2 separate regions of the Mus musculus genome follow, and region 2 is linked to region 1. A link is a loop called in an ENCODE intact Hi-C map of the cell type or tissue named here. Cell type or tissue: heart. All regions are shown on one strand. Links, peaks and the distances in the headings refer to the core of each region. The heading gives the core; the rest is flanking DNA.

Region 1 (4,385 bases), core at 321-4,320:
CTCTACCCTGGGAGGGTATAATCAAAACATTAAGAGGAAAGAAAGTCACTATTTTATCATAAGTGACTTCCACTACTTATGAAGCACCGTCCCCTGCCTTCCCCCCACCCTCCCCCTCCTCCCCCTTAAACGATGAGTACTCTCTGGGATTTGCCTTAAATTGCAACAAATGAATCTCTAAATTTTCACAAAGAGCTAATTTCCTAAAATTTAATTAATGCAATATTGGGAAACTTTAAATCCTTTCCTGAAGGAAATGGGCTTCACCCCCAAAATGGGCTTTATTCTCCCCACACTTTGAACCTAGCATCTTCTCCCTCTCCCCACTTCCTGCCTTTAAAAAATTCAATTACTGAATTAGAAACGTGAAAATGTTTGGATGAGCCCTGCAGAAACTGTAGGAGCTAAGGCGTCCCTCAAGTACAGCAAGAAAGCAGTGGAAAGCTTGTCTTTAACGTAGGAAATCCAGAGCAATGAGACCCCAACCCAAGACAAGACTAGACTCGGTCATAATAGCAAGGGTGGAGACTCACAGCTTATGCGTGGTTCAAACCAACAGATGCCTGAACTTGAAAAACGGTCATTTTGGGGGTTACTTTCTAGATAGGCCAGGAAAGGGATCTTCCCCGCCCCAAGACTGGATGGGTGACAGCTGTGTCCCCTCCCCCACCTCAGAGCATAAATGTGGATCGATGATGTCATAACTGTTTACTGCGGGGTAAACAATGAAATGAACTTTGTTAGGACCGAATCCTCCCTTTGAGCTCAGATGATGTGTGATCAGAGGTTAAATTTGCATTAGACGCGGGCACCTCAACAGGTCGCATTTTGGAAAGCCCTCTCCGCATCCTTTTTGTGTGTGTGTGTCTCTCATTTCGCTTCAGGAATATATTGGGGATCCTGGAGAATAATGGGTAGGTGTCTCAGGCTGTTTATGTTTATTGTTTAGGTGAAATCAGTGCACTCACAGAGCCCGCAGAATAAAAGCATTCAGGAGCAGTGAGGCTCCGGTCCGGTCCGGTCCGGCTCACCCTGCAATACATCATCTCTAAGGAAAGCAGAGAGGGGGCAAACGAACGCGCACAAGCAGCAAACGCCCTGGTTCCTACGCTGCCGCCACTACTGTTAGCTGTGGCGGCTGCTTCTCCACGGACAACAGCAATCGAGTATGTGTGCGAGCCCCGACACATAGCCTGCTAGGTACCCACCCACCCATCTTCCATAGTCCCTACTGTGTGCCAGGTTCTGGGTTGGGTATCCAACTCTGCTACAGTCCAAAGCTTCTCTTTCTCTTTCCCCTGCCTATGGTGGGTGCTGTTGGTGAGGACATTCACTCTCGAAAGGGCCAGAAAGCTCAAGCTCAGAACCTGCGCGATCCGCACCCCGGGAGGCAGCAGGTCTTGGGCAGCCCAGGAGCGCGCGTCTACGCGGCCGCGCGGGGTCCCCCTGTCTGGCGCTCAGGTGGCTTCGCCGCCCACTCCGCCGCTCCCTTCCCCTCCCCTCTCCAGCGAGGGTCGAGTTCGGCTGTTGCGCGCGGGGAAGGAAGGAGGGGCTACGAGGGATTTGAAAGTGCTCAAGCTGCGGAGTGGAGCTCGCTTCTGTCCCCGCCGCCCGCGAGCGGATTAAATTTCTGCAAATTCAAACTGAATGGGGCTTTCTTCTGCTGCCTTCCAGAGGGCGCCTGCAGCCCGCCGCGCGCTCCTCTCCGGCGGGAGCGGCCCCGGGGAGCACCGCTGAGGACCCGGCGGGCCAGAGGGCGGCGGCGCCCGGGCTTGGGGGACTCCGCCACCGGACTGTGCCCCTCTCGGACCAGCAGCCGCTGTTCCCTCTCACAGCCGATCGGGGCACCAGACGGGACCGCGGGCGCGATCTGGGCGATCGATCCTCGGAGGACGAACTTCTCGGGGGCGGGTCCCCGGTCGCCCGGTCGCCAGCTATTGTCTGCGCGCGGCGCTAGCACAGAGGCGCGGGGGGCGTGAGCACAGAGACCCGGGCCGGGCGGGGCCGGGTCCAGGGCGGCGGCAGGAGGAGCCAGGGCAGCCCCGGGAGCCGGAGGAGGAGCGGCTGCGAGCGCGGGAGCCGAGCGAGCGCGATGCCGGCAGCGGCGGGGGACGGGCTCTTGGGCGAGCCGGCGGCACCGGGGGGCGATGGAGGCGCGGAGGACACGACCAGGCCGGCGGCGGCCTGCGAGGGAAGTTTCCTGCCCGCCTGGGTGAGCGGCGTGTCCCGCGAGCGGCTCCGGGACTTCCAGCACCACAAGCGCGTGGGCAACTACCTCATCGGCAGCAGGAAGCTGGGAGAGGGCTCCTTCGCCAAGGTGCGCGAGGGGCTGCACGTGCTGACGGGAGAAAAGGTGAGCTGGGGTGCGCGGGCCTGGCGGGAGGACCCGGGAGCACTGTCCCGCGAGCACTCAGCCTGGCTCTCCAACCCAGTGTGGCTAGACGCACGCTCAGGCTCTCCTAGTGGGCCACCGGGCACCTACTGATGGATGATGGTGGTGATGGGCTCACGTTCGTGGGGTGGGGTACCCGGGCAGATAGATGTACCCGCGAAGCTACCCCGCACCGTCTTTCTGTTTTGTTTTGGAAGGGTGCCGCCTGGCGGACGCCAGGGAAGGGAGGGGAGAGGTGGCGGTGGAGGGTCCTGCGGTAGGGGCATGGATCAGTGCAGAGGCGGGAACTAGATCCAGGCTGGGGTTCAGCTTTGCCTGTGGAATGTGCGGCGGCGGGAGAGCAAGGCAGCCAGTCTGAGGTTGCTTAGAGTTTCATCCCTCCTGGGCTCAGGCGAGGACGTGGAGGGGAGTTGGGGCCCTGTAAGCTCCCCTCTCCCCCCGTGTGGGCTGGGGCAACTGTTGGAGTAACGATCCTGCTTTTGGCAGGTGCAGAACTACACAGGCCCTGGACTCTAGAAGTTTGCAGATACCTTTTCATCTTTCTAGAAGACAGTAAAGGAAAGGGGCCCCTCCCCCACACCCGGAGGGACTCTACTTCGACCTAATTAGAAGTGAGAGAGTGAACTCTTGCCAGGCCGGGTGCGGGCAGATCTCAGGTGTTAACTTAGATTTGTGAAAAGAAACCCAAGAAGCTGACTTACTTTTGAGGCTGGGTGGCCTCAGGCAGGGAATTGCTCTGGGCTGCCAAACTGGTATCTTTGTAGGGACCCAATACTCTAATCACCCAGGCTGGGGGTTGTCCGCGCGGGCGGAGGAGGGGAACTCAGCCGGTCCTAGCAGCAAATAGCCCAAGGGCCAAGCCCTCGGGCCTGCTGCTCTGGGTTTCCTTGCCCAGCCTAGGGGTTTGTGACAGTGATGAACTGTGAGAAGTCTGGTGACAGGCCAGGGCCACCACACTAGTCATTTTCTAGCCTCTGGATACCTTTGATTTCCTCTTGGTTTCTGTTGTCCTGGAAACCCCTACATTTGAGCACTGGGTTCCATCACCCTTTGACTTTATCTTCTTTTTCTGTAGCCATTCCAAGTGGGGTGCCCCTTTATACTGGGTAAGCAGGGTTAGACCGAGCAGTCATTTTCAAGTGTCTCTTGCCCGAATTTCCAAGCAAAAAAAAAAAAAAAAAAAAAAAAAACACCCACAAAAAACAAAAAAACAAAAACAAAAACAAAAAACAAACAAACAAAAAAAACCCAGCATTCAGTATGAACTCACATTAGCTCTTCAAAGGAGAAACTCTTTAGACCCGTCCTAGTTGTTCTCAGTGGAGTAAGGGAATATTTATTTACTTTTTGGTGCGCAGTGGGCTGTCTGCCGGACACACATCAGTGATGCAGACTGATTTCAGGGAGCTCATTTCTGTTCTGGCAGGGAGAGGCGAAGGACTTTGCTCTCAAAATCTAGAGGATTTAGTCTGGCTATGCACATCACCTCTCTAAAGAGATCAGAACTTCTTAGAGCTTTTTGCCATGTTGGGCTGGACCTCAGCTCCTCACTAGGGCAGTTTTGCCCCATGGGATAATACTTTTGTCCTTGGCTGCACTGCCTGGGGTATTCAGGGTTCAGCCCTGATTCAGTTCTGGACTCCTGTGTTAGCTCCTGCCTAGCAGGAATAAATACAGGGAGGTTTCTGCCCAACTGGGGTCTAGATGAAGGGTCTCATTTCCTCCTGTCTTTATGATGGCTCAATTCATCTTTGCATTGAGAGGAGGATTGTTGAATATAAGGTTTTTTCCCCCTGGACCAGTTGATCAGATCTAGTTAAAGACCATAGTTGTCAATGCAGAGGCCAGGGATGCAAACCTTGGTCATTCCTGCAATGCTTTTCTTTAACCAGGAGGGACCTTTCTCTGGGGACAACAGAGTATCAGGGAGGGACCTGGATATTAGCTCCTTCAACGGTGAGCTTTAAAGAAACAGTGGTGCTATTCATAGCTT
Region 2 (4,385 bases), core at 273-4,272, 150 kb after region 1:
ATTCTAGGAGATAAGCCGCTCTGCCTGTCTGTGAGGGATTATCTTGATTCATTAGGTGATATGTGTAGCAGAATTTTCCCTGTCCAATCACTTTAAATATTAATACAATAAGAAGCCTGTGATTGGACAGGGAAAAGGGAGTCAGAGTGAAGAGTTTCAGAGATGGTGACAGAGGAGAAGGAAGGGGGAGAAGGAAGGAAGATGGAGGAAGAGAAAGATGATCCAGACTCCGAGTGGCTTTAAATAGCCACAGGTAGCTGTGAGTATGATATAAAGGATGGATAATTCCAGGACAATTTGTCTTATCATGGTGGGCAATTTATATCATTATCAATTGGCTCTGAAATGACTGTTTGGGCATCTTGAGAACTGAGAATTCATTGATCTATCAATCTGACTGATTAATTATAAGTTTCTAGAGTTTTGATTTACTAAGTGAAGGGGAATTGTGACTGCCGACCATGGGGGTGGGGAAGGGGGGTGGCTGAGAAGGAAGAGGCGGCTCTGAGGCAGGCAAATGAGAGAAAGACGGCTGACTGGGGCTAGCCAAGAGGTGGTGAGACTGCCGGGCAGAGAATAGCAGGGTATAGTGCAGGATGGCGCCATTTTAAAAATGTTTCCCACATCAGAGGTGGGAATAGCTACTTTAAGTGTGGGCTGCACCATTCCACAGGCTGGGATCCTGGAGCTAACAAACAGGAGACGATAGTGGTGCATAAGAGATCTTCCAGAAGACCCTACCCAGAACCCACATTTCAGCTCATAATCTCCTGGAACTCCAGTTCCGGGGTACCCAGTGCTCTCTTCTGGCCTCTGTGAGCATGTGCAATGTCATGGTGAATGTACACACACTCAGGGGTTGTCTTAGTTAGGGTTTCCATTGCTGTGAAGAGAAAACATGACTAAGGCAACCCTTATAAGGACAACATTTAATTGAGGCTGGTTTACAGGTTCAGAGGTTCAATCCATTATCATCATGGTGGAAAGCATAGCAGCATCCAGGCAGGCATGGTGCAGGAAAAGGAGCTGAGAGCTCTGCATCTTGTTCCGAAGGGAATCAGGAGAAGATTGGCTTCCAGGCAACTAGGAGGAGGCACTCAAAGCCCACTCCAACAGTGATACAGTAACTCCAACAAGGCCACGTCCACTCCAACAAGGCCACACCCATTCCAACAAGGCCACACCCATTCCAACAAGGCCACACCCATTCCAACAAGGCCACACCTCCTAATAGTGCCACTCCCTGGGCCAATCATATTCGAATCACCACAGGTATGCACGCATATACACAAAGTAGTTTGAAAGTGAGAAAACCAAGTGGTCCCAGCATTTTCTGTCCTCTGATTCATGGCTGTAGATACAATGTTACCACCTGCCTCGTCAAGCTCCTGCCTCATGACCTCTGTACCACGATGGACGGCCTCCTCCAACTGTGAACCAAAATAAATCCTTCCTCCCTTAAGTTACCTTTTTGGGGTATTTTTATTACAGTGACAGAAAAGTAGCTTCCACAGGCTCCCACCATGATGTGCTGCCACAGCCCGCAAAACAATGGGTCCAAGCAGTCCTGTACTGGGAACTCGAGAACTATGAGCCAAAACAGAGCTTTGCTCCTTATAAGTGGGCTATCTCAAGCATTTTGTTACTGTAAGGGAAAGTGCAGGCTCACCCAATAAGGTCCCTAGTCTCACCTTTCTCTTGTTCACTTAGCAACATGTTTGAAACATTATTGTTTCCTCTCAGTCTTTTAAGAGACCCTGCATTCTCAGTGGGTGTGAAATAGTGCCTAGTTGGGAAATACCACCCTTAGGGGCCGTATCTGTTGCTAAGCATTTGATGGCCTGAGGAGTCCTTCTGAGTCAAGTGGCCCTTCTGAGGAGCTGCTTCGTGCTGGCCTCTGGTTTCTCCTCTGTAAAGTTAGGAGGTGGTCGCAGCCTGACTTCAGGACCTGCTGTTCTGCTGGCCACTTCCTGCCTGCTCTCTGAGCTCTTTGGCCAGGGTGTCCCTGATTTGCTTTGCTCCTTGACTGGGTCATAGTGTGACAGTGAGATTCATGGGAGAGGAAGAGGGAAGGTCTATAAGAGAGAAAAGATCCAGATTCATTTGAAGGAAGCCAAGGGAAGAGGGTTCTGGAATGAAGTCCAGATGGTTGGATGCTCATTAACCATGCTCTGGTGAAAGTCAAGGATGTTGGGCAGAGCGAGACTGCCAGATGCCCTGGGGCTGCAGCACGGAGTCCCGAGCAAGTGAGGCTCAACCATCCTAGCTTTCAGCCTTCGTGGGGCTTGCCTTTGGTTTCACAATCCTCTCAGTGACCTCCTTGCTGCAAATAAAACCCAGATGTTTTTTAGCTCAGTCCAGTGAGTACTTTTCTAAAACTCCCTCCAAGTCTCTCAGACCTCAGGTGGCCACAACAATCCTGTGGCTGCCAGCAGGGTGAACGAGCTTAAACCCCGCTGCAAAAATCAAGTGTCACAATATTATTGTCCGGCATGAGTTAATTACGGTAATTTCCCTCTCCCTGAGGCAGCTGAATAATCCTCTGGCATTTTGGTATCCGGGTTGTTGGGGACCTGGACTTCGGTGCTCTGTCCTTGATTCTGCTGCCTCTGCAGAAGTCCTGTCTTTATTCCTTTGGGTCCCTTGGCATGGATTTGTTACGCACTGTAAAGCAGTCAGTCCCCAGCACTGTGCAGCTAACACATTCTAGGGCTTTAACGGGCATTCTCGGTAGGGTTTCTGTTGGTATGATGGAACGCCATGACCAAAAGCAAGTTGGGGTGTAAAGGTTTATTTGTCTTACACTTTGACATTACAGTCCTTCCGTGAAGAAAGTCAAGACAGGAACTCAAGCAGAGCTGGAACCTGGAGGCAGGAGCTGAGGCAGGAGCTGATGCAGAGGCCACGGAGGGGTGCCCCTTACTGGCTTGCTCAGCCTGCTTTCTTATAGAACCCAGGACCACCAGCCCAGAGCTGACTGCACCCACAATGGGCGGGGCCTCCCCATGGATCATGCATAAAGAAAATGCCCTGCAGGCTTGACTACAGCTCCATCTTATTTTCTTCATTGAGGTTCCCCCCTCTCAGATGACTTTAGCTTGTGTCAAGTTGACATAAAACCGTCTAGCAAAATAGAAGATCAGTGTACACAGGATGGGGCAACACGGATGAAAACTGTTTTCCCCTGCTTCCCCTTCCTTCCCAGAAATATCACTTTGGTTTGTAAAGTTTTTTTGACGGCAGAGCAAATACCAGGTCTAGGTACAGTGTCAAAGGAATAGCAGAGGTTTGGAGTCAGGAGAAGCCAGCCCTAGCTTCTCCATCTTGAGTTGTACCTTCAAAGACACTGACTTTCTCGATCTCAGTTCGATTGCTGGGGCTGCGGGTGGCATCAGGAGTGGACGGAGTTCCCTGGGGGCTTATGTACAAAATGGATACAGGCATGAAAACAATTGCAAAGGAGTTTTAAGTGTTTGGACAGAGACCTGAGGGAGTTGTTGTGAGGGTGCAGGGGGTTGTGGTTGTGGTTGGGGGTGGGGCGGGGGTGATGGGGTGGGGCGGGGACTCAATTCTCCAAGCATCTCAGAGATAGAGTGGGATGCGCCAAGTGCTGAGAAGTGAGTGGTTATTTACACGGTGGACAGAATGGGAAGGGAGTTTTTGGAAGACGCAAGGACACAGATGTGTTATCAGTCTTGGTGTGCTGGAAAATTGCCAGGAATGTCATGTGACTTGAAGGTGAGGCGCAAGAGGCAGTGGAGGAGTTGGGGCGGGGAGAACATACTGTTTGAGGCTCTTGGATTATACTCCATGCATGTTGGTCTTCCATGAACATTTTAAAAATTGTAACCGTCCAGAAGATAGAGTTGTTAGTGGTGCCTTTCAGGAAGAGGCTGGGGCACAGCTAAATGTTGTAAGTACACAAGATCTCCTACATCAACAAAGGATCGCCGAGCCCCAAATACCAACGGTGCCAAGGTCAGATCCTTTATTCACAGCAAACAAGGATTGCTGGAGAGATGGAGGGAGCAGCCACAGCTCCCTTCTGCGGGAAAGCATAAAGCAGTGCTTTGAAGGGGGCATATCAGAGGAAGGGGGGGGGCTAGGAAAGTCACCCATTGCCCCAGTGTCTCCCACCCCGAGCCAGCTTGTCATGTGCTTTTCTCACCCTGCAAGCTCAAAACACAGCTTATGTTTAGTAGTTGGAAAAAAAAAAAGACAGATAATAAACTGTGATGTGTAAAAATATTAGCATCTAAGATTGAAATGTCAAGATCCACAAATAGTCAAGTTGGAACACAGTCACGTTGATTCAGAGTTGTCCAGGCCTGTTTTGAGCTGTTATGGTGAAGCTGTAGTTGCTACTAAGACCAGATGGGTTGCAA

What was found. Hi-C counts contacts between places; a loop is a spot of excess contacts. Peaks named below come from ENCODE experiments on the same cell type or tissue, not always from the same donor. Only the 100,000 strongest peaks of a DNase experiment are listed, where the experiment ranks them.
Region 2: it touches region 1 in a loop (2.2-fold over the local background); 5 of 42 quality-filtered maps call a loop at or near these places.

What each region holds. Positions count from the first base shown.
Region 1 is chr16:90,384,364-90,388,748 of GRCm38, forward strand. Hunk (hormonally upregulated Neu-associated kinase) reads left to right here and starts at 2,034. Exons shown (of 11, transcript NM_015755.2): 1 at 2,034-2,353. The coding sequence starts at 2,093. In heart, for the core only: CTCF peaks have their summits at 1,673 and 2,612; DNase peaks (open chromatin) are centred at 1,528, 1,908 and 2,648; H3K4me3 peaks cover 4,000 bases; H3K27ac peaks cover 4,000 bases.
Region 2 is chr16:90,531,071-90,535,455 of GRCm38, forward strand. No RefSeq gene overlaps it. Among named protein-coding and RNA genes, the nearest start is that of Gm35939, 8.3 kb to the left of the region's middle. In heart, for the core only: no CTCF peak of the experiment used is centred there; a DNase peak (open chromatin) is centred at 2,361; H3K27ac peaks cover 485 bases.